6 separate regions of the Mus musculus genome follow, and regions 1, 3, 4, 5 and 6 are each linked to region 2. The links are chromatin loops, found by intact Hi-C in ENCODE. Cell type or tissue: left cerebral cortex. All regions are shown on one strand.

What was found. Hi-C counts contacts between places; a loop is a spot of excess contacts. Peaks named below come from ENCODE experiments on the same cell type or tissue, not always from the same donor. Only the 100,000 strongest peaks of a DNase experiment are listed, where the experiment ranks them.
Region 1: a loop joins it to region 2, with 6 times the contacts of the local background. A loop is called at or near these places in 32 of 42 quality-filtered maps.
Region 3: it touches region 2 in a loop (7-fold over the local background); 2 of 42 quality-filtered maps call a loop at or near these places.
Region 4: it touches region 2 in a loop (2.9-fold over the local background); 9 of 42 quality-filtered maps call a loop at or near these places.
Region 5: it touches region 2 in a loop (7-fold over the local background); 32 of 42 quality-filtered maps call a loop at or near these places.
Region 6: a loop joins it to region 2, with 8 times the contacts of the local background. A loop is called at or near these places in 28 of 42 quality-filtered maps.

What each region holds. Positions count from the first base shown.
Region 1 is chr13:55,176,761-55,180,760 of GRCm38, forward strand. No RefSeq gene overlaps it. Among named protein-coding and RNA genes, the nearest start is that of Fgfr4, 26 kb to the left of the region's middle. In left cerebral cortex, CTCF peaks have their summits at 1,310 (motif pointing right) and 2,049 (motif pointing left); DNase peaks (open chromatin) are centred at 2,020 and 3,640.
Region 2 is chr13:54,798,346-54,802,345 of GRCm38, forward strand. No RefSeq gene overlaps it. Among named protein-coding and RNA genes, the nearest start is that of Tspan17, 11 kb to the left of the region's middle. In left cerebral cortex, a CTCF peak has its summit at 1,513 (motif pointing right); DNase peaks (open chromatin) are centred at 136, 590, 1,524 and 2,015; H3K27ac peaks cover 1,273 bases.
Region 3 is chr13:54,998,574-55,002,573 of GRCm38, forward strand. It overlaps Unc5a (unc-5 netrin receptor A), which reads left to right. Exons shown (of 16, transcript NM_153131.4): 8 at 763-951; 9 at 1,049-1,351; 10 at 3,893-3,980. Among named protein-coding and RNA genes, the nearest start is that of Hk3, 21 kb to the right of the region's middle. In left cerebral cortex, a CTCF peak has its summit at 2,018; DNase peaks (open chromatin) are centred at 1,156, 1,607, 2,061, 2,731 and 1 more place; H3K27ac peaks cover 1,332 bases.
Region 4 is chr13:54,947,116-54,951,115 of GRCm38, forward strand. Unc5a (unc-5 netrin receptor A) reads left to right here and starts at 2,296. Exons shown (of 16, transcript NM_153131.4): 1 at 2,296-2,616. The coding sequence starts at 2,547. In left cerebral cortex, a CTCF peak has its summit at 2,041; DNase peaks (open chromatin) are centred at 1,612, 2,060, 2,784 and 3,143; H3K4me3 peaks cover 3,102 bases; H3K27ac peaks cover 2,513 bases.
Region 5 is chr13:55,062,845-55,066,844 of GRCm38, forward strand. All of the region lies in intron 7 of Uimc1 (ubiquitin interaction motif containing 1), which reads right to left. Among named protein-coding and RNA genes, the nearest start is that of Uimc1, 35 kb to the right of the region's middle. In left cerebral cortex, no CTCF peak of the experiment used is centred here; no DNase peak of the experiment used is centred here.
Region 6 is chr13:55,069,580-55,073,579 of GRCm38, forward strand. Uimc1 (ubiquitin interaction motif containing 1) reads right to left here. Exons shown (of 15, transcript NM_011307.3): 7 at 143-228. Among named protein-coding and RNA genes, the nearest start is that of Uimc1, 29 kb to the right of the region's middle. In left cerebral cortex, a CTCF peak has its summit at 1,949; a DNase peak (open chromatin) is centred at 1,943.

The sequences.
Region 1 (4,000 bases), 380 kb after region 2:
ATTATTAATTAGTCAGATCTCATTACAGGTGGTTGTGAGCTACCATGTAGTTGTGGGATTTGAACTCAGGACCTTCAGAAGAGCAGTCATTGCTCTTAACTGCTGAGCTATCTCCTGAGTACCTTTCAGGGACTTAGGAACAGTAAGCAGGTAATGACTGGGACAGCAGTTGTATCCTCCTGGGAGGGAAATGAAAGAGGATCGGGAGTTCAAGGCCACCTACGGCTACATAAGGCCCTGACTCAGGTCAGAGGGGTGATTTACCAGAGAAAGGCATTTGTGAGCTAGCCTTATCACCTGAGTTCAATTCTCTGGGTCTCACATGGTGGAAAAAAGAATACCAACTCCCATAAATTATCATCTGACCTTTACATACACATTCATGCTCACACAAATGCATAAAGTATAATAAAAAGTTTTAATAATAATAATAATAATGATAATAATGATCCTGTCTGAAACACTGAAAAAGAAAGAAGGGGGTGTATGATGGCTTAAGCCTATATTCCCAGTAGTTTAGGAGGCTGAGACAGGAGGATTGTTGTGAGTTGGAGGGTAACCTGGACTACAAAGTGAGTTCCAGGTACAATTTTACCTCAAAACCAAACAAAAGAAGAGAAATACAAGATCAGTTATTGATGTTTCTGAGGAAGTGACCTCAGTGCCCCCAATGCCTGCGAGTACTCTCTCCACCAGACATTTTTTCAGTCACTGTGCATGCCGTGAAGATGGCCTGGTCCCTGCCCGCAGGAGTGAAGACAGATAGATAGGCTTGCTCCCCGCCCCCCAGGAGTTTCCAGTGAAATAAACAACCAAGAAAGTACTGACTATGATTAAACAGAGAACCCTGCAGGTCAACCACTTGACAATCCTGCAAGACAGATCATGATGAGCCTTCGGGAAGCGCTCCATGAGGGAATCAAACCTGAGTTGCAGGCCAGTGCCTGTCTTGAGAGAGTGGGAGGGAGACCATTCCAAAGAGAGGGAGCAGGCTCTGCAAAGGCCCAGAACATGGCAGGCAGGGACAGGGAGATCTGAGGAGCTCCAGGTCACTCATGTAGACAGAGTGAAAAAGAACAGGGCATCAGATGAAGCCCACTGTAGCAGGCCAGTGAAGAGACCAGAGAGCCCAGTGAGGTGGTTGATAGACTTAGTTATGCCTAGAGACACAGCTGGGAACTGGGACATGACTTCCTCTGGAGACAAAAGCAAGGAGCCAGAGAGTAGTTTTTGTTTGTTTGTTTGTTTGTTTGTTTTAATTTTATTTATTTAATGTATGAGTGCTCTGCTGCACATACACCTGCCTGCCTGAAGAGGGCATCAGATTCCCCCATAGATGGTTGTGAGCCACCATGTGGTTGCTGGGAATTAAATTCAGGACCTCTGGAAGAGCAGCCAGTGCTCTTAGCCACTGAGCTGCTTTTCTCACCAGCCCCAGAAAGAGCCACAACTCACTCCCTCTCCCATCCCCTGGCCTGAGGCCTAGACCTCCGGAATCCCAAGGCTCCAGCTTGGACCAGGAGTTTCCAAGTCAGGCATAAAGAACTTGCCAAAAAGGAGCCTTTAGTCACAGCACCCTTGAGGCAGAGGCAAGATCTCTATGACCGAGTAGGAGGCTCGCCTGGTCCACATAGTGAGTTCTAGGCCATCCAGGGCTACGGGCAGGGATGTGGGACAGCTCAGGACTACAGCATTTGCTCAATACTCACAGGGCAATGTGAGTGATTTAGGGGCCTGTGGGGCAGATGATGGTGAAAACAGAAAAACACACTCCAGACCCACATGTTTTGCTACGCCAAGAAAGAAAGAAAGAAAGAAAGAAAGAAAGAAAGAAAGAAAGAAAGAAAGAGAAAAAAAATGTACACAGCACCACTCTGGCTCCATCATCCTGGGCTTTGCTCCTGGTCATTTTCCTTACCCTCCCCCCACCCCCACCCCCTTTTCTTCTCCAGTCTCTGGTTTGTGAAGGCAATCAGAACAGAGTCAAGGGTGACATACTGGGGTGTTGGTGCCACCTCCTGGTAGCCACAGGAAATGCAACATCTTGTTTTGGCCTGGTTCAGAGGTGGTTTGTATTGGGATATACAATATATCCAACTTGTGGTCATCAGGACATTCTTGGAGGACAGTTTTCTTTCAACTGTTTATTTTATTTCACGTGTGTGAATGTTTCATCTGCTTGCATGTATGTGCGCTTTGCAGAAGTCGGACAGGATCATCGGATCACCTAGGGACAGGATGGAGCCCTTGGTCCCCAAGCAAGAGCAGCAAGTGTTTTTAACCACTGAACCCTCTCTCCAGACTTCCCTGGGAGACAGTTTTCTTCAGAAACAAGTTTCTAATCCATGCTTGGGGGAGGTGCTAAGCAACTGCGTCTACTCAAAACCCTCCACTGACTTCAGGATTGGGGTCCATGGCCCTTAACATGACTCAGGATTTCAGTCTGGTCCTCCTCAGCCCCAGCCCCCTGCATGGGTGCTCCCACATGGTGCCTCCAACCAGAAATTCCCTGTATCTCTGCAATAGCCATGGATGTTGTTGTGATTTGAATAGGTATGGTCCCCATAAAGTCATGTGTTTGACTGTTTGGCCTATAGGGTGTGGCACTATTAGGAGGTGTGGCCTTGTTGGAGGTGTGTCAGTGGGGGCAGGCTTTGATGTCTCCTATGCTCAAGCTACACCCAGTGTGGCACACAGTCTCCTGATTCCTGAGGAACTCTCAGCTCAGTCGGTATGCCTGTCATGTCTGCCTGGATGCTGCCATGCTTCCTACCATGATGATAATGGACTGAACCTCAGAACATGTAAGCCAGCCCCAATTAAATGTTTTCCTTTTTAAGAGTTGCCTTGGTCATGGTGTCTGTTCACAGCAGTAAAACCTTAACTAAGACAGTGGGAAAAAGTGTCTCACAGAGTGGGAACAGCAAGTGCAAAGGCCAAGGTATCTCTAAGGAGACGGGAGAAGCCAAGGACTGGAAAGAAAACTAGAGTTGCCAGAGCTGTGCCAATAGATCTCAGGGGCCTTGGCAAGGGGTTGAGTATCTGGCAAAGGGTGGAAGGTGAGGTTTTCAGCAGCAAATGTCATGATAGCGCATATGTTTGGAAAGAGTCCCACAGAGCTGCCTGGTACGAGCTGGCAGTTTAGATGGAGCTGGCAGGGGCACATGGGAGATAGAAGGTGGAGGCTTGGATTCTTGAGACCTTACTCCAAGCTGGTTCTGCCTGCATTAGGGCTCTCAATCTCTGGCTTTAGCTTTTCTGGAGCCAAGACAAGGATCAGGCCTCTGACTGACCTCCTTAGGGAGAACTTCCTCCTCCTCCTCCTCCTCCTCCTCTTCTTCCTCTTCTCCTTTATTTATTTATTTTATGAATATGAGCACATCATTGCTCTCTTCAGACTCATCAGAAGAGGGCATCAGATCCCATTACAGATGATTGTGAGCCACCACGTGGTTGCTGGGAATTGAACTCAGGACCTCTGGAAGAGCAGTCGGTACTCTTCAGCCCAGGGGAACTCTTCTTACTTGTGTGTGTTATGCCAGCTCTGGATACATTTCAGGCCTACCCCTCCAACATCCAACTTCCCAGCTTCTGGTAGGAAGCTGAGCTGTGAGACCTGCCAACCTACTTCACGGAGGAGGAAGCTTAGATGCAAAGTTGGGGAGCTAGCTACCAGAGGAAGAGGTGAGCTTTGAGCCAAGGTCTCTGTGCCCTCCCACCATCCCAGTTATAAGAACAGCCAGTTATACCCAGGCCTACCAGTTATAGGCAGGGCTCTGTCACCCTGTGTGACTCAGCATTCTCTCCTGCAAGATGGGGGCATACCAGTTTCTCACTGCTGTGACAGAAGCAAGCAAGTAGGGAAGGAATGGTTTGTTCAGGCTCATGGTGGGAGGGTACAGTCCGAGACAGCATGGCGGCAGGAGAGTGGTCATGTGGCACCCACAACCAGAAAGCATCAGAAGATGAACTCTGGTGTTTCTCACTCTCCATCTTTCTA
Region 2 (4,000 bases):
CACCCCCTTGTGCTGGAGTTTGGCGCGTTACACACATCTTCTTGATAGGTTCTGGTGGAACCTGTATACTGAACTAGCAACCAATGAAGGGTGTCAAGCCATTGTTGTTCCCTAAAGTGAGATCAGAATCTGTCTTAGGTGCTAGTGACACAGGAGAGAGAAAGACGAAGTCCCCACCCTGTGCTGTCTCCTCATGGTGGAGACAGATGGCGAGGAAGCAAGAGTTTCTGTGGGTGATATGTACTATAGAGAGGATGAGTGACAGCTGGAGGTGCTGGGAGAAGGTTGGGAAGGGCACCATCTCCCAGGGACCGGGATGTAGGCTTCAGCATCAGCTTTGGTAGGCTCTCCAAAGCCGTGGTGGACTTGGTGAGGGAGAACTGGAATGGCTATAAAGGTGGGAGTGGGTGAAGAGCAGGGAGCAAGGACACAGGATGTGAAGGTGCCACCACATTGATGCTATGGTGTAGGAGTGGGGACCTGGACCAGACCCCTATGAGTTCTCCAGTTTCCCACCCACTCCTTCGTGTCATCTGTCCACATCCCCCACTTGCCCGCTGCTGCTTATCATAAACACAGCACCACCCACACGGAGGCCCGAGCCAGAGCCTGGGGTTTCTAAGGCAGAGGCAGGCAGGGAGCAGTCGATAGTATGGTGAGGATGTGCTGAGAGGCACGCGATTATCACTCTGTCAACGTCAGAGTCATCTTGCTCCGACAAGATGCCTGGGAAAAATCAAGGGAGGAAAAGGCTCTCTTGGCTCACGGTTTCACAGGATCTGGTTCACTGCTGCTCTGCTCCAGCCTCTGGGCCTGTAGTGAGGTGGAACACGGTGCTAGGGAGGGCGTGGTAGAACAGACAGAATAAGGTCAGGGGTCTGGGACAAGGCATAGCTGCCAGAGACAAGCCCTAGGCCCACTCCCTCTAGCTACTCCCCCCCACCCCCCATCATATCTCATCAAGTTCTGAAGCCATCAATGGTTAATCCGTCAATGAGGCCAGAACCCTCATGAGCCTGTCATTTTTCAGAGGTCTCAGCTCTGTACACTCCTCCACAAGAACGAAGCTTTCGTTCGAACGCAGGAGCCTTTGGGAGGCCAGTTCAGATCTAAACCATAAACCACTTCTTGGTTACTCTGGGGTTGACTAGAGATCCACCTCCCATGACAGTCCATGGAGGAGCATTCTCTGTACCATATGGTCCTCACCCACAGAGGTGCCTTCCCGGGTATGCAGAAAACACAAGGGAACAGGCAGGGCTTGCATCGTGCAACCCCCTCAGGATCCACAAGGAGCAAGGCCACCTTCCTACTCTATCAGTGTGCCAAGCTGGATGTCCTGCAGAGACCTGGGGCAGGTAGCTAGTATCTTGCTTTGATTCCTGATTACCCTTGGGGAGGATGTGAGGGGGACCTTGGAGGGGCGGTACCCAAGCTGACAAAGTCCTACATTTCTGGTAAGTTAACCAAAGGATTGAAGGAAGGTTCCTTGATGGCCGTCTCTCCAAATGACCACCAGAGGGCAGCAAAGTGCAACGCATGCAGCCTAGCCCATCAACCCGGAGCTGGTGACAAGGAATCCCTTCGAAAATGCCAGGTTTGTCAATATTTCAGAAACATAAAGGCTCACCCTACTGTTGCCAAGTTCAGGCTTTGCCACCCTCTTCATGATCTCCTCCAGGGACTTGGAGGAACGGAAACTCCCAGGGACGACTCTGCTAGCGATCGGGGAGACTGTAGAGTGATATCTGCCAGACAGAGCTGGAGAATGTGACAGTAATGGTGTGTGTGTGTGTGTGTGTGTGTGTTTCACATTCTTTAGTGGGCTGAAGCAACAGACTCTACATGCACCTCTATTTGTTCAGATAGGTTTGCTAAGCACCTACTGTGTGCTGGCAGTGTTCTCAGCACTTGGAATACAAAAGGAAAGAGACACCCTACATTCCCATGGAGATGTCCAGACCTGAGGTCAGCTGACTTCTTCCTCAAGGAGCCAAATAGCCTGAGCCAGAGTCACAGAACCACAAAGGTGCTCGGTTCTGCCTTCATGACAGAAAGCAGCTCAAGGCGGGGTGTAAACAAGTATCCATGGCTGGGTTCCAAGGACATGATCTGCCGACGCAGAAACTGGAATTTGATCTAAGTTTCAGCTGTCATAAATCTTTGGCTTTCTTTTTGATTTCTTCCCCATTAAAACAGAAAATTATCTTTAGCTCTGGAGTTTGGTCAAAACAGGCTACAGATTGGATTTGCTTCACAGGCTGGGATTTTTCTGTCCCTTGGTCTGAGGATGTGGACAAAGCATTGCCACCAGGAACCAAACTGTGGGGGCCACCGATGCAGCTGCTGGGTGGGAGGGAAGGGCCAGCCTCAGCAAGTGGGAATGCAAGACCAGCCTCGGTACTTACAGAGTACGCATGAAGCCTTGGGTTTCCTCCCCAGCACCAATAAAGACGTGGAGTGGTCAGACGTGGAGTGGTCAGACGTGGAGTGGTCAGACGTGTCAGCAGGCCTCAGCGTGAAGGCGAGATGTAGTGAAGACTTTACTTTTGATCGCACAGGTAAAATGGGGACTCACTTTAGCTAAAACAACAACAACAACAAACAGCCTGATGAGTCGAAAGTCTCTTTAGGTTGCCCTCTGTTCTCCAGCCCCACATCCTGAAGGCTGTGCATTCCTCCCACAGCAGTCTCAAAATAACCATAGTGCTCAAGTCCCCTGTATCAAATGGTGGTATCTGCATCCACCCTACAGGTGTTCTTTGATTCTTTCTTTTCTTTGTAAGTGTGTCTGGGTGTTTTGCCTGAGCGTATGTATGTGCCTAGTACCTGCAGAGGCCAGAATAAGGTGTCAGATCCTTTTGATACTGGATTTGCAGCGGGTTGTGAGTGATCACGTGAGTGCTGGGAATTGAACCCAGGTTCCTACAAGAGCAGCCAACGCTCTCATTTTAGTTTAGTTTAACTGCGACATGAAGGCATAACATTGCATACATTAGTGGAATACCATGTAATGTTTAAAATGTTTTTATTAGATTTTCAATTTTTTATGTGACTATTTTCTCTCTCTCTCTGTCTCTCTCTCTCTGTCTCTCTCTCTGTCTCTCTCTCTCTCTCTCTGTGTGTGTGTGTGTGTGTCTGTGCACTGTGTACGCACTTGCTGTCTGTGGTAGTCAGAGGAGAGCATTGGCTCTCCTGGAACCGCAGTGATGGAGAGTTGTGCTGGGTCCTCTGCAAAACCAGCCAGTGCTCTTGGCCCACTCAGCCATCTCTCGGCCCCCACAGTGTGTTGATACGTGTGTATGTTACACTTGCTTGATAATTAAGTATTAGTATGCTTATTTCTTTAAACGATCCTCATTTCATTGTGCTGAAAATTTCAAAGTCCTTTTAGCTAAGTTTAAAAAGGATTCATTAGTGTGTGTGTGTGTGTGTGTGTGTGTGTGCGCGCACCTCTGAGTGCCCACAAGGACCAGAAGAGAGTAGCAGACCCTCTAGAGTGGAGTTATGGGTGGTGACATGCCCAGCGCAGATGCTGGGACCTGAACTCAAGTCCTCTGGAAAAGCAGAGTGAGGGCTCTGTTATTGGCACGAAATGGGGGAAGAAAGGATTTCTTTGGCTCATGGTGCACACTCCATCATTAAGGGAAGCCAAGGCAGGAACCTGGAGGCAGGACTGAAGCACAGACCACAGAGAGATGCTGCTTCTTGGCTTGTTATGACTTGCTCAGTCTATTGGTACCCCCTTTCCCCTTCCCGTTCTCCTTCCCTTTCTTCCTCCTTCCCTCCTTCTCCCTCCCTCCCTCCCTTCCCCTTTTCCTTTCTTTTTTGAGACAGAGTTTCTTTGTATAGCCCTGGCTAGGACTCATTCTGTAGACCAGGCTGGTCTCCAATTAAGAGCTCTGCCTGCCTCTGCCTCCTGAATGCTAGGATTAAAGGTGTGCGCCATCACTACCTGGGTGCCTATTTTCCTAGTACAGTCCAGGACCACCTGCCTAAG
Region 3 (4,000 bases), 200 kb after region 2:
GGCTGGTGGTATACACAAGGGCTCACACTGTCCTGGAAACACCTGAGAAACTGACCACCCATGTATCTGCCTATTTTCTATTTCTATAATGAACTAGCAAAAGAAATTTATTAGTTTTAGAGGCTCAAATTCCAAATAGCGTGATGCTGGCTCTGGTAAATGTGCCTTCTACCCCAAGCCACATTTCTTGGTGGCAGATAGCACCATGTCAGTACTGTAGACAAGAGAGAGATCACGTGTCAGGAAGAGAAAAAGACAGACACAGAGACAGGTAGACACGGAAAGATGGACAGCCCCATGGTCTAAGAGCAGCACTCATAATGATGTAATGCCTCCCCACTGGGGCCCACCTCCTAAAAGGCCCCACTGCTGCTCATATTGCCACAATGGGGACCACACCTGTCAATATGAATCCTTAGGCAGGCATGTGCAAACTATAGCACCATACTTAGGGTCTCTCAGGAGTTCACCTTGCCCCAGACACCCTGACCCCCAGCCTAGGAGCCAAGGATATACCACCACTCACCCCGGTGAAGTAGCTCTTCCCCTGCTCCACTCTGCCTGTGAGGGTGTGACTTGCTCAATCCCAAGCAAGGTTGTGGTGGGTATAGAACTAGGATGTACCCACCAATACCACGCTCCCTGCCACGTGCCCACTGCCCAGGGGGTGCTGAGATCCTATTCTCCTGGGGATAAACCATGGGCCTCTCCTCTGAAGCCTCTACATCCCTGCCATTCTCAAGACCACACTTTCTCTTGCAGCCTCTTCCGGCCCCGAGGACGTGGCTCTCTACATCGGCCTCGTCGCCGTGGCCGTGTGCCTCATCTTGCTGCTGCTGGTCCTCGTCCTCATCTACTGCCGCAAGAAGGAAGGACTGGACTCAGACGTGGCTGACTCATCCATCCTTACCTCAGGCTTCCAGCCTGTCAGCATCAAGCCCAGCAAAGCAGGTGAGGTGCCACCTACCCCTGCTCTCCTGCCTGAGCACCCCCAAGGCAAGGGCTGTTGATGGGGGAGTCGCTACCTGAATCCATCTTTATCCTGTAGACAATCCCCATCTGCTCACCATCCAACCGGACCTCAGCACCACCACGACCACCTACCAGGGCAGCCTGTGTCCCCGGCAGGATGGACCCAGCCCCAAGTTCCAGCTCTCTAATGGTCACCTGCTCAGCCCACTGGGCAGTGGCCGCCATACGCTGCACCACAGCTCCCCCACCTCTGAGGCTGAGGACTTCGTCTCCCGCCTCTCCACCCAAAACTACTTTCGTTCTCTGCCCCGCGGTACCAGCAACATGGCCTATGGGACCTTCAACTTCCTCGGGGGCCGGCTGATGATCCCTAACACAGGTAGGCCCCTAGAACTCCCCAGAGAACATGAGAGGTAAGACTAGTCTTGTCATCTTTTCGTCCCAGAGTGCACCAGCCTCGTGCAGAGTGGCCCAGTCTGGCCAGTATAGGAAAGGATGCAGTTGGCGCTATAGCAAAGCTGTGGAAAGGGTCTCCTTGTTGCTTGTGGACACGAAAGGATTGTATGTTCATTTATCACACAGTCAGCCTTACATGTTGATAGGTGCTGCATCGGGCCCTAACACCAGACCCCAGAGGCTCACAAAACAAGACAGCAGAGCACCCCTTAGAACCTGCCCCCTCCCAGCGTCCTCCATCTCATCCACCACTCCACAGAAGTGCCTCAGACAGGGTCCCTGAGACCTCTTGTTAGAAGATCCACAGACCCTCCAAAGGCCATCTTTGGAGAAATCTCTGCAACCTCTGACAAGGCTGACCACCCCACTCTGACATTCTCTGTTCCCTCTCCTTAGGTGACCCCACATACTCCTGTTCTTGCCCATCCCTGGCTGTTCCGGTATAGGCGTTCCTCAGGGATACCCCTCCCCAACCCACCCCCACTTCCGCCCGTGCCATTTCTGAGTGATCTCACCTACTCCTCCATCCCAGCCCCCAGTTCTTGCAGAGCATTGGAACTCTGCATTCAGCTGCCTCTTGGACAGCTCCATCTGCCTGTCTCACAGCACCTCGGAGTCTTTGTGCCGAAAACAGAACCGTCTCCCACCCTTTCTCTCAGCTACCTCCTCCCTGGCTTTCCCCGGCTCACGGTTGGCACAGTGTCATTGCTTAAGCTAGAAACTGGCCTGGGGTCACCTTGGGCTCCTGCTCTTTCTATTCCCACCCCCTCGCTATAAGTCAGCTGTATCACATGATGTTGCATGCTCCCCCTTCCCAATAGCTCCTGTCTCCTCCTGCTCCTCATCCTGCCCTGGTGCGTCACCACACCCAGGCTAGCACCTCCCTTACCTCAACCGCGGCATCTACACATTTACTGAATGAATCTAGAGTTGATTATGCCCCCTCCCCACTCAATCCCTTCTAAGGTTCCCAGTTGCTCTCTACAGAGCCCCAGTGACAAGGCTAATGCAACCCACCCACTGCTGGCTAGCCGCTGTGTGCTTTTCCCTCCTATATGCAGTTCTGTATGTGACAGCCCCTACAGACCTTTGGCACCTGAACACATGACACTGTCCCTGGCTCATAAGTAATGGTCTTTCTACCTTTCCTCCTGGCTCATCTGTTGTTGCTGCCTGTGCCTCATACACCCCTCAGGACAGGGCATGAGAAATTCTCATAGCTCAGTGAAGTGAGCTGGTCCCTGTTAGCTGTAACAAAAAGGCAGACAGATGGTGGGTATTCCGTGGCCCCTGCAGTGTGCCCACCCCTGTGTCCCTCTCTGTTGTCTAGTTGCCTCTCTCCTTGCTGGACTGAGAAAGCTAGCGCCCTTTTTCCTCTTAGCTTTCTGAGTGGCCAGCATGAGTATTCAATCTTGAATACTACTCTCCAGCAGGCATTCACACCAGGAGGTGTGTGACTGCCCCCGACTCCAGGCAGCATCAGGTTCTACGGTCAGCACAGGTTAGTGAAGGAAGCAAAAGATTCGAGCACATGGGTTCGAGCTGTCTGTGAGACAGCTCGGTGGTAAGACCCATCACTCGGTGGTAAGACACGGACAGGTACACATCGTAGAGCACACTTAAACCACTCGACAGCTTCAGTGTCGGGAGGCTGTGTGACCCTATGGAACCATCACTGTGAGTTTGTAGAATATAAGTGTCCTTACATAGCCCTTGAACAGCCTGAGAGTCCAGCCCAGCAAACAGTGGAGCTATCTGCTGTTTTAGGGGCAAAGTCACAGAATGTCTCCCCTTTTCCTGCCCTCAGAGCAGGACCTCAATGCTGCTCTCCGTGATGTCTCAGCCCTGCCCTTGCTGTCTCCACTACAAAACTCCCCTTCCTCCACACACTGATACCACTCCTGGGGCAGAGGCGCATCAACAGACCAGGAGGACATTGGAGCCGTAGATCTTGGCCCTTGAGGGCTATTATAGACCTGCCCCCCATCCCCGCAAGGATGGAGACAATGACAGGAAGAGACCAGTTCTTAGAGGGGACAGGACTAAGGGGGGAGGAGCTTGAGCAAGACCAAAGGCCCCTGTTCTGGAACCGCTGAACGTAGCAAAGTTGGGCAGAGGGACCGACTGCTGGGATGACAGTCAAGAGCCTTCCATGGCAGGCCTGGAAGATGGGGAAGGTTTTAAGCAGAAAGTACCCTGGTCCCAAAGAACGGAACAGGATGTAGGACGCACTTCCTTGGTGTCTTCTTGCCCTACTTTAGCTTCTAGCTGGGTTGCCTCAGATGTTCTTGGAGTCTCCCTGACTCAGAGTCGTGCCTATGTGGGTGGTGGACAGTATGGCAGTCCTTGAAACACCTCTGTCCCCAGACAAGGGCGTCTGAAGAGGAAACTCGTGGGTCTGGCTAGTTCCTGGGTAGTTATTGGGTATCTGTAGCCACAAGCCGTGACCCCTCTGCTTTTACAGGAATCAGCCTCCTCATACCCCCGGACGCCATCCCCCGAGGAAAGATCTACGAGATCTACCTCACTCTGCACAAGCCAGAAGACGTGAGGTGTGTGCCCTGCCTGCTGT
Region 4 (4,000 bases), 150 kb after region 2:
TCTAGTCTAGATGGAAAGAGAGGGGCTAAGAACTGAGAAGAGAAGAGATTCCCCAATTCTAACCCCAAAGAAGCTTTAGGAGGAAGAAATGTATGGATCACGGGCCCAGAAATCAAACCTCCTGGGGCCCCTCTCAGCCAGCTTCGCAGTTCTGGGATAAGGCTGGTCCTTGCCTAACTCTCAGCTGCCTCATCTGTGTAAAGTGGAAATGTTGACTTAACGGGGTTTCATGTACTGCTTAGAGCAAACTACAGATGTAGGCAAGGGCATAGTACTATCCAATAAACACATTGTTACTTCCTCATGTACACCATGCCCTAATCGACAACGGCCTCCCTTCAGTGTCCAAACCCCAAGCCTTCAACATTTCTTCCACACTGTGAACCCAAATTCAGATCCAGGAGAGCACTGTAGGGGTATTAATAGAATACAGGAGAATAGCCTGGGCATACAACAACTGCTCTCACACACACACCACACACACTCACACCACATACAAAACATACACATACACACACACACACACACACTGGAGCAGCCTGTAGATCAGCTCTACTCTCTAATGTGTTTGTCTAAAAAGCTGAAGTTGGGGAGTATGATCATCTGGGTAAAAGAGGTTATAAATACACACATGTATTAAAAATCAATTTTAGGGCCACCAAGATGCCTCAGTGAATAATGGGGTTTGCTATCAAGCCTTACAACCTGGCTTTCATCCCCGAATCTCACATAAGGAGAGAAATGACAAGCTGTTTTCTGACTTCCACACAGGCACTATGCAACGCACTCACATGCACACGCACACACACGTGCACACACACACACATCTTTAAAAAAATTATTTTCCCAGACAACAGCTTCTATTGAAAATTGGTAAACAAAACCAATTGGCTCCTCCCCTCCCAACAGGCACCTAGAACAAGAGAGCCATTTCGATATGACCCTGTGCCCTGTCTCCCTGCCTGTCTGGCCCTGAGGCCCAAAATCTGTACATTCACATCTGGAGCTTTGGTTGTGAATAGAAACACACACACACACACACACACATATACATATGCAGATATACACATATACAAGAGAGCAGAATAAAGCAAAACATTTTTCATAACCTTCTCTATAAAAAGTGGGAAACAAAAGACAGACCGAGAGAGGGCCTCGTGTCTCAAGAAATATAGGAGAGCTCATATCTCTTTGTGGAAGCCAAGACCATTCTTATATCATCTGGCCTGCAGCACCAATTTATATTATCGATCGGCGCTGGAGGCGTTTGAGTGTGTGACCGTCTTCACCCTTCTCATTCTCCTCCTGGCCAGAAGTGGGACCCTCTCTTTCAGATCCCTCGCCCTGTGCACACCGAGAGCGTTTATTTTCCTTCTCTAGGGCAGCCTTCTGTTTATTTTAACCAGCTTAGGGAATGGGGGTGGGGAATAGGAGATCCTCCAGCGGTCATTCTGCTGGGATCCAGAGACGCCCCGTGACTTGCCCAAGGTCACAGAGCCAGAAGAATGTGACACTTCTATTCTACCCCAGGAGTTTGTAGCTCCCAAAACCCTTCTGGTTCCTGCATCACGCCCACGTCTCCAGCGCCGCGCGCGCTCGGGGCGCAAACAACACGACGCTCCTTACAGGCTGCGCTGCGCCCTAAGGTTGTTTCCTTTGGGCCAGCGGCGTGGAGGGATTAAGAAAGCCTGGGGCCACGCTGCTACGCTTGCCCCTGAAGCCCACCAGGCTGTCTTGGGGAGGCGGATGGTGAGACGGTGGGGGCCTGGCGGCTCCTGCGCGCCGGCTGGGCCCCGGGACCTCTCCTGCAGTCCCCCATCCAAGCCGCCCGCCAGCTGCCTACCACGGCGCGCTGACGATCTCGGAGCGCAGCCCGGAGGCAGGGGTGCAAGCAGGGACTGCAGCGGAACCTGCCTGGGGCACTCCAGAGTCGAGCTGCTCTCCGCAGGCTGGCGCTGCGCCGGGGTCGCCGCAGCCCGGGGCCCCTCCCGGGCCACCTGTGCGCCGACTGGCGGACCAGGGTGATGCCAGATCCGGAAAAGCAATCCACTCCGGGATCCAGAGTCCTGTCTCTGTCCCTGGAGACTGAGAGGGGTGGTGGGAGGCCTCCCCGCCCACTACCCCAGCTCCTCCCTGGGGGAGCCTCAGGCGTTGCCCGAAGGGATCCCCGGTGCAGGGGGTGGCCCGCGCTCGCAGCGCCGCCCGGCCCCTCCTCCCCCGCCCCGCCCCGCCTCCGCCCCGCTCCGCCGCTCCAGTCCGGATTTTGCGGCGCCCGCCGGCCCGCTCCCCGGCTGCGGGCTCCGCGCGGCGGCTGGCTCGGTGCGCGGCGCGGCTGGCGCTGCGCTCCGCCCCGGCTGCATTGCTGCGCTCCGGGTGCCCAGGGGAGCCACGCGCCGCGTGCGCCCCGCAGCCGGCCGCCCGGAGGCAGCGCTGTCCTCTGGCATGGGCCCCGGGGGCGCCCCGAGGTGGGGCTCTCGGCTGAGGCGCTGACAGCCTCTCTCCCGCCCGCGGGGCCCCTAGTCCAGCCCGCTCGTCCGCCCGCGGCCATGGCCGTCCGGCCCGGCCTGTGGCCAGCGCTCCTGGGCATAGTCCTCACTGCCTGGCTTCGTGGTTCGGGTGAGTCACGCCGCGCGCGCTCTGGGGAGGCTTGCGGGGGACCGTGCGCGCGAACGCTTAGCTCTGGGGAGGAGGTGGCCGTGACCTGCGCGGCCGACCCGTCTGGGAGCCCCCGGAGGCCAAACTTTGCTGGGCAGGACGCGGGGGCCGCCACTCGCTGCTGCGCAGCTTCCTGGTGCGCTCTCCCGGAAGCCTTGCTTCTGCCAAGTCCAGAACAGCTGTCAGCGCACGGGGCTGGCGAGTGTAGACGCCCCACGCCTCCGGGTGGGGGAAGTTTTTGCTGGTTTCACGGGCCCGGGAGAATGATGGGGGGGGGGGGGGAGCGCGACGGCAGTTTGAAATAATCCAGGAAAGACAAAAAGACAAGACTTGAAGGACTCAAGGCCATATGCTAGTGCTCAGAAAATGGGGTGTGTGTGTGGGGGGGGGGGGGGGTAAGACAGCTCTTCCAGGTAGGACTGCCCCAAACAGCCACTCACAATTTCTAGCTTGGCACCTGGCCTGTGCCCACGTCTAGAACATAGTGTCCTCCTCTGTCCCCACCACACACAGGCTTGCACACGCACACACTCAGGCGTGGAGGCATCCAACAGCCCTCAGCTCTTGCAGCCGGTAGTCAAAGCACTGGGGCCCCTGTGGTGGCCTGTGGTTCCTGGCCTCGCTGCTGGAGGTGGGAGGGGGGAAGAGGAGGGCGAAGGGGAGTTGTTTGCTGTTGGCTGTTGGTTGGCGGGCTCTGAGAACCTCTCAGAAACTCCACAGCCCTGCAGTCTCCCCGCGTGTCTTGTTGGCCACCCTAACCAGCCCCTTCATAACCTAGCCTTTTAGCCCACCTCCTTGCGTGAGAGGCCTGGGGGGGGGGGGAGGTTTTGTCTAATCTCCCAAAGCCCGCACCTAGACCGAGCTGTGGGGGTCCCTAATCTCCTGGCCCCTAAGGATTTGGCAGTGCTGAGCTTCTGGGTATTGGGAAGGGTGCCTGAGCAATTCTTGGTGCTTGATGCCCCCAGAGCCTGCTTCCCGGGAGGTGATCCCTAGGCTGGCAAGGCCAGTTTCTCCTAAGGGTGTGGATTTCTGAACTGCCAATCTAGAAAGACGAGAGCTCCGTCAAGGACCAGATGATTAAGGTCGATGGCTGGTTCCTTGAAGAGTCTCTGCGTACTGCATCCTTCACCCACCACTGCCTCGACTGCCCTCCCCATCCTGCCCCTTAAGTCCTCTACCTCGTCCCCCCTGCTCTGCCTCCTTCCCCTGTCAATGCACCCTAAATCCTCACTTTAACCAGCCCTTCTTCCTAATGGCCTCCCCTTTTAATCCTGACGAACCCTCAGATTGGGCTGCCTGCTGTTGGCTGTGTATTCATGTTGTATATGTTAGCTTTAGGGGTGTG
Region 5 (4,000 bases), 260 kb after region 2:
AGCTGCAAATGTCTGGGAATCTGATGTGTTCTTCTGACATCCAAGGGTACCAGACACAAATTTACATGCAGCTACAATACCCATACACATAAAAATAAATAAAAATTTAAAAAACAAAAGACAGAACTACACTGGGGTCTGAGGTATGGAACATCTACAAGATAGGATGCCTCAATATGATCTGCCACTAATCTTTAGTCAGGGAAGCCTCTTAAAAGCAGTTGTGGACAGCAGCAGGGCTGGACTCTAGCCAAAGGGTACAGGCAACATGAGACTGGCTTAGATTGGATCATGTTTAAGGAAAGACAACCCATCCATGCTCAGTGGTCGGGAACAGATCTCATCAACAAGAGCTATGCTGGAGTTTAATAGCTCTGAGCCTTAGGCCAGTAAGCAGATCAAACTTTACAATCACCTACCTAAATTCATTACTGTTAAGCCCAAGAACTCTCAAGTACCTGGGGTGTAATGAGAGACAAAAAGGCATCTCTCCAGTAGGGTGATTAATATACAGGGGGCCTTGAAAATACCAAGGCAGGCCTTTTGCCTGTACCAATCTCAGTGCTGATATGATTTCCACACTTCCAACCCACTCGGGAGGCACTCCTTAGATAAACAGCCACTCAAGAAGATACAATATAGGCAGGCTAAAGAGGATGTGAAACTCTGTCCAGCCCACAGAATGCAAAGCTAAGTGTATCTAACAAACCCTGACATGCAAAGAAAGAAAATGGTTGTGAAGAGCGCTCTGGAAGATAGCAATACAGACTCTGTAACAACATGAACCAAAGGAAAGCCACACCAACAGTTCACAGTCCAACCAACCCTCCTCCTGACTCCACAGGCATTATTCAAGGACCCAGAAAGAAGCTTCGGCAACAGCTCACCTTTCCCTCTCTCTGTAGTTATGTTGTTCTGTGCTTAGGTGTGACTTTTCTCCCCTACATGTTTAAAGGGACTTTACGTTTCTCATTTGTATTACTTGTGTGCATGTGTACATGCAAAGGCATAGAGATCAGAGGACAATTTTTTTCAAGTTAGAACTCTCTTTCCACCACATCGTCTGGGGAGCAGATCAGGTCATCAAGCTTGGGGAACAAGCACCTTTAGCCCTATTATCCAGGATTTTTCTTGTTTTATTTTGCTTTTTGAGATAGGATCTCTCTATGTAGGCCTAGATGTCCTAAAACTCACTATGTAGACCAGGCTGGACTCAAACTCACCAAAATCCTTCTGATTCTGTCACCCTAATAAAGTATTTTTTTTTGGAGGTGTGGGGGGTGGAATGGGTAGAAGATATTGTAGATATTTTTAAATGTTTTTACTTGTTATTTCTCTTCAAACATTTATCTAATTTTGTTTACCTTTTTTTTTTTTTTTTCCGTTTAGGGAAAACCTTTTCCCTAGTTTCTTTTCTTAAGACAGGCTTAGCGGTTAAGAACACTGACTGCTCTTCCCGAGGTCCTGAGTTCAAATCCCAGCAACCACATGGTGGCTCACAACCATCTGTAATAGGATCCAATTCCCATTTCTGGGGTATCTGAAGACAGCAACAGTGTACACCTATAGATAAAATAAAATGGTCTTTAAAAGATTAAGAAAAAAAGACTTAGTTAAAAAAAAAAAAAAAAAGCTGGGTGTGGTGGCGCACGCCTTTGATCCCAGCACTTGGGAGGCAGAGAATTTCTGAGTTCGAGGCCAGCCTGGTTTACAGAGTGAGTTCCAGGACAGCCAGGGCTACACAGAGAAACCCTGTCTTGAAAAATCAAAAAGAAAAAAAAAAAAAAAGACAAGCGCTCATTGTGCAGCTCTAACTACGGTGAACTCATTCTATTAGAGCAGGCCGGCCTCCTGGGAAGAGCTGGGATTAAAGATCTGCACCAGCAGGGCTCAGCTTTGTTTTCACTCTTTCCCCCAATGATTCCTTCTTTCCCCCTCTTTATGTCTTGAGTTTATCTTACTGACTTTTTAATGCTCTTATATTTTTATGCTTTTATTCCCCATCCTACATTTATTAAATTTTGCTCTTGAACTTTTCTGTTTAGTGATGCTTTCTTACTTTCCAGCTCTTGTCTCTCCCCTTCCCCCCAATTTTTTTCTATTTCTATTCCTTTTTATAATTTATTCATTTTATGTATATGAGTACAGTGCCACTGTCTTCAGACACACCAGAAGAGGGCATCAAATGCCCATTACAGATGGTTGTGAGCCACCATGTGGTTGCTGGGAATGAACTCAGGACCTCTGGAAGAGCAGTCAGGACTCTTAACTGCTGAGCTATCTCTCTAGCCCCTTCTTACTTCGTTTCTTCTTCTTTTCATCTATTTGACTTTGCCCCCCACTTTCCTCCCCTTCTCCAGTCTCCTTTTCTCTCACTCATTTGCTATTTCCACACCTTCTTTAAAGAGTGCTTAACTTCATACCACATTCTACAGCAGAATGGTACTTTCAGTTATATGGTTATTGGTGACTATATATTAACGAGCTGTAATTGATTTTGTGCATTTCTATCTAATACAGTTTGATATTCTTGCTGCTATAGCAGTGTCTCCTCCCGAGTGCACACTTTCAAGACTGGGCTGCTAAGTAAGAAGATCCATCTCCATAACCCCGAAGAGCTTGCCGGGCCAACACACACATAAGTCCCGACAATGAAATGCAAGAAACACACAGCCAGGACAGCACAATCCTCTCAAAGACCATAATCCTCAACTATGGAACTTAAGAACACCAAGATAAGTAAAATGTGCATGAAGCTTTCAAATATTGTCTGGTAAAAATGACTTATGATCTAACATGGCATACAAACATAGAAGAAAATTTCAGAAAGGAAATTGATTTTTTTTTTTTGAAAGGAAGAGAGGGAGCAAAGGAAAAAATAAGAAGCAAGGGAGAAGCCAGGCGTGGTGGTGCACACCTTTAATCCCAGCACTCGGGAGGCAGAGGCAGGCGGATTTCTGAGTTCGAGGTCAGCCTGGTCTACAAAGTGAGTTCCAGGACAGCCAGGGCTACACAGAGAAACCCTGTCTCCAAAAAAAAACCAAAAAAAAAAAAGAAGGGAGAAAGGGAAAGGAAGAAAAGTGAGGGAAGGAAGAAGGGAAGAAGAGAGGGAAGAAGGAAGGAAGGAATTGAAAAGTTCAATGGACAAAAATCCAAGTAGAAGTGCTGGGGAGATGGCTGAGGAGTTAGGGGCACTTACTGCTCCTTCAGAGCACTGGGTTGAGGTCTCAGCATCCACACAGCTGGAGACCATCACAGTTTCAGAGCATCGCAGGCAGACACACATACAACAAAATAACTACTGTTTTAAGTCAAGTGGAGAGCACCGCCAATAGACTTGACTAAGCAGAAGAAAGAGTATCCAGGATGGAGGACAAGTGAGTCAAATACGACATTCAATTACTAGTGAGGAACAAAAATAAATGAGCATTTCCACAGCATCTAAGACTTCTGGAATAACCAGACAAGGTGGGCTAAACCTTTAGTCTCAGCACTAAGGAGACAGAGGCAAGTGGATCTCTGTGAATATGAAGCCAGCCTGCTCTACAGTGAGTTTCAGGAGGGCCAGAGATACATGGTGAAGTAAGACCCTGTCTCAAAAAACAATCCATAGGACAAAAGACACAGATACTATGAACACTAAAAGTATAAACTATTCAATGAAACTACAGCAGAAAATTTCTCAAACCTTTTCAAAGAAATAGGTATTCTGTTTGAAGCAAGAGGCATCTGTAACATAGACATGTTCAGAGAAAAAGCTCTGTATAACATGTTGTAGTCATGAAATCAAACATACAATGCAGGACTGAGGAAACAGCTCACACATTAAAGAGCTTGGCACACAAGTCTAAGAACCAGAGTTCAGATCTACAGAAACCCACTTAAATGCTCCCGGGTGTGGGAGTGACCATAATTCCAGTCTCATAAGGTAGAAACAGGAGACCCTCAGAGCTAGCTGGCTAGCAAGACAAACCGCCACACTGGCAAGCTCTGGGTTGAA
Region 6 (4,000 bases), 270 kb after region 2:
AAATGATTTCCAATCTCAGCACATAAAGGAGAGAAGAGTTCCCTGGCCAGTTTTCCATTTATATAATCTTTCAAGAGGTTCCTCTTCCTTAACCTCATACTGTAGAAAGAGACCTGAGACCCACAGCAGCATACAGCCTCACCTTTGCGTGGTGGGCACAGAGTTGTCTCCTTCAGAACTCTTCAGACCTTCTTCAGAGGTTTCTTCAACAAACAGACCTTGGGAAGACTGGAAAGACACAGGAAACATCTGACTACACAGGAGAACGTCTGTTTCCCTTTGTTACTTATTTTGTGCATGTTTACATGGAAGCCAGAGGTCAACCCTGGATGCCCTTCCTCAGAAGCTCTAGCCGCCTCTGGTTTTTGTTTGTTTATAACAGAGTCTCGCTCTGTGAAGACCAGGCTGGCGCCCAGTTCACAGTGCTCCTCCTCTGGGATTAAAGACACACACCACCACACTAAGCCATTGCTACCTTGGGCGTCGCTGTATTTTGTTTTGTTTCACATTTATCTTTCTTTGGGGAAGGATGCACATGTCACTGGGGTACATGTGGAAGCCAAAGGACAAGTTGCAAGGGTCAGTTCTCACTTTCCACCATGTGGTTTCTGAGGATCAAATTCAGGTCCTCTTTCTTGGTGGTGACAAGCACCTTTTTTTTAAAACAGCTTCCCTCATGGACCTCACTGACTAAGCTGGATGCTTAGCCCCAAGGTATCCATCCACCTGTCTCCAACTCTCCAGCCACCACCACACCCAGCCTATTTGACATAGGTTCTAGGGATGGAATTTGCATGGCAATCAGTTCCAACTGAATGTTCTCCTCAGCCCAAGTTTCTTTCTCTAAAAATAAAAACAAAATTTAAGAGCTGGAGAGATGGTTCAGTGGTTAAGAGCGCTGACTGCTCTTCCAGAGGTCCTGAGTTCAATTCCCAGTAAGAACATGGTCACTCACAACCACTTGTAATAAGATCTGATGCTCTCTTCTGGTGTGTCTGAAGATAGCTACAGTGTACTCACATAAATAAAATTAATAAATCTTTAAAAAAAAAACGAAAAAACAAAATTTAAAAAAAAATCCAAATTATCACTTAACAGCTAATAATAAGAATAAAACAAAGGCTGGCCATAGTAGCCCATGCCTTTTATCCTAGCACTTGGGAAACAGAGGCAGATAGATACCTGGGAGCTCAAGGCTAGCCTTGTCTACATATCAAGCTCCTGGGTAGCCAGAGCTACATAAAGGGCCCTGCCTCAAAACAAAATAATAACCCAGGCATAATGGTACATTAATGCCAGCACTTGGGAGGCAGAGGCAAGCAGATTTCTGTGAGTTCAAGGCTAGTCTGCGTCTACATCACGAGTTCCATGAAGAAAGCCAGTGATGCTATCTTAAGTGAAGGAAGTACCCCAGCTATGAAGCTTCTTCCAGGAAAAGCTTCTCTGACGACGACTTGGTAACGTGTTCAGGGTTTAACATGTTAAACATGTTATCCATACCCTAAACAAGTTTGGCATCCCTCTATGGTTCTAATAAATGATGACAAATAAAGGAAGGGGAAAAGAAAGGAGAAGGTAAAAAGGAGGAAAACTGAATCTATAATCAAAAGAAAAGTTGTACAGCAGCAACAGGCCAGCAAGATGGCTCAGGGGAAAAGACACTTGCTACCAAGCCTGACAATCCAAGTTCCATCCCTGGGCCTTACATAGCAAAAGGAGAGAAATAATTCCCCATAGGTTACCTTCTGACCTAAACACACACACACACACACACACACACACACACACACACACACACACACACACACACACACACACCTCTTTCTAGAAACCCTTGCATTAAAATACAGCAACAACAAATAATACACCCAACTCTTTAAATTAAGTGATGAATTTTTTCTTTGAAACAAAACAGGAAACACTGACACCTAGCGTCCACATAACAGAATTTCGTTGACTTAGGAAACGAGAGAAGTACCAACCCCAGGTCAAGCAACTGACAGAACTGAGTCCCACAGCTGTCTTCTGACCTTCACTCATGTGTTGTTACAACCTCTCCTCCCCCCAATACATACATAAATAAATGTCTTTAAAAGTGTGTTGCTCTTTTTTTAAGTAAAATTCAAAATAACAAAGTCAATGTCAACCTCTGGCCTCCAATCTCTAACACGCATACATATTATGTGTATACACACACACACACCAAAAAAACAAAACAAAACAAAAGCATTGCACTAGACATTTTATATAAACACACTTTCATCCTTACAACTACATAAAGATGGGGCTGAAGAGATGGCTCAAAATTAAGAACACTTGCTGTTCTTGCAGAAGACCGATTCAGCTCTCCACCGATACGGCAGCTCACAACCATCCCTAACTTCCTTCTGTATATTATAAAGCATCATATAACTACAAACCCATTATTAAGTATAATTTTTAGAGTATTCTGGGTTTTTTTTTCCGAGACAGGGTTTCTCTGTGTATCCCTGGCTGTCCTGGAACTCACTTTGTAGACCAGGCTGGCCTCGAACTCAGAAATCCGCCTGCCTCTGCCACCTTTGCCCGGCTGAGTAGTCTGTTTTATTACTAAAGTTTTTATTACAATTTCTGATACTAGACCTTGAGTTTTTTAGTTTCTCTTTTTACTGTATTTGTTTGGTTTTCCTTACAATAAAGATTTATGAAGTGATAGCTCCTAAAAGTATTCCTATAGTTTTGACTTTTGTATCTTAGTAATTTTGTGTCTTTAGCAAGCCATTTAGTATCAGGTTTTTTTTTATTATATATTTTCTTTATTTACATTTCAAATGTTATCCCCTTTTCTGGTTTCCCCTCTGAAAGTCCCCTTCTCCCATTCCCTCCCCTCTTCCCCTGCTCACCAACCCACCTACTCCTGCTTCCTGGCCCTGGCATTCCCCTATACTGGGGCATAGCGTCTTCACAGGACCAAAGGCCTCTCCTTCCATTGATGCCCGACAAGGCCATCCTCTGCTACATATGCAGCTGGAGCCATGAGTCCGACCATGTGTACTCTTTGGTTGGTGTTTTGGTTCCCTGGGAGCTCTGGGGGTACTGATTAGTTCATATTGTTGTTCATCTTATGGGGCTGCAAACCCCTTTTAGTATCAATTTTTACATCTATAAAATGGGAAATAACAATTCCTATTTCTAAATAATTTAAAGAAAGGTAGAGAAACAAGATATACAATGTCCATACATAATACTATCTAGCCATATTAGAAATAGACTAAGACAGAAATTTAAATGTCCCCAAAAGGAGACTGGGTTCATTAGAAAAAGTCACCAGAAGCAAAATTAGAAATATACCATGATGAGAAAGAATAAACTGGGAAACTGTCTTAACTTATATCACAGATTATCTCCGCTAGGATTGTCATGGTGGAGGAAGGAAGCTGACCCTGCAAGTTGTCTTCTGACCTTGCATACTATGGCATTTGTGCACACAGGACACACACACACACACACACACACACACACACAAAGGAGGGAAGAAAGAAAGAGAGAGGAAGGAAGGAAGCAAGGAAGGAAGGAAGGAAGGAAGGAAGGAAAACTATATAGAGATTTTTTTCATCTCTATATCAGGAAATGTCATTCAGTCTGAATATATCATGCTGGTGCAGGTTTGGGGCGCTAGCATTCATATACCTGATGGGAATGCAAATGTTTGATTTTCTATAGATGACAATTCAGTAATAGTTAACAAAACTGTAATGTATACAGTCTCTAATCCTTGTACCTATAAGAAATTATTCTACAACTATTCAAGGTACTAATACAGGACTACTTGGCATAGAAAAATATGAGACAACTTACATGCTCACCAGCCAGCTACTGAATGTTATGATTTATCCAATACCAGTATATCCCATATCTCCAAATAAAGCATGGTGTGTGTGTGTGTGTGTCTATTAAACTGAATATTGTTATAGAATGATCTCAGAATTACTAAACAAAAAAGAACAAAAGAATGTATACA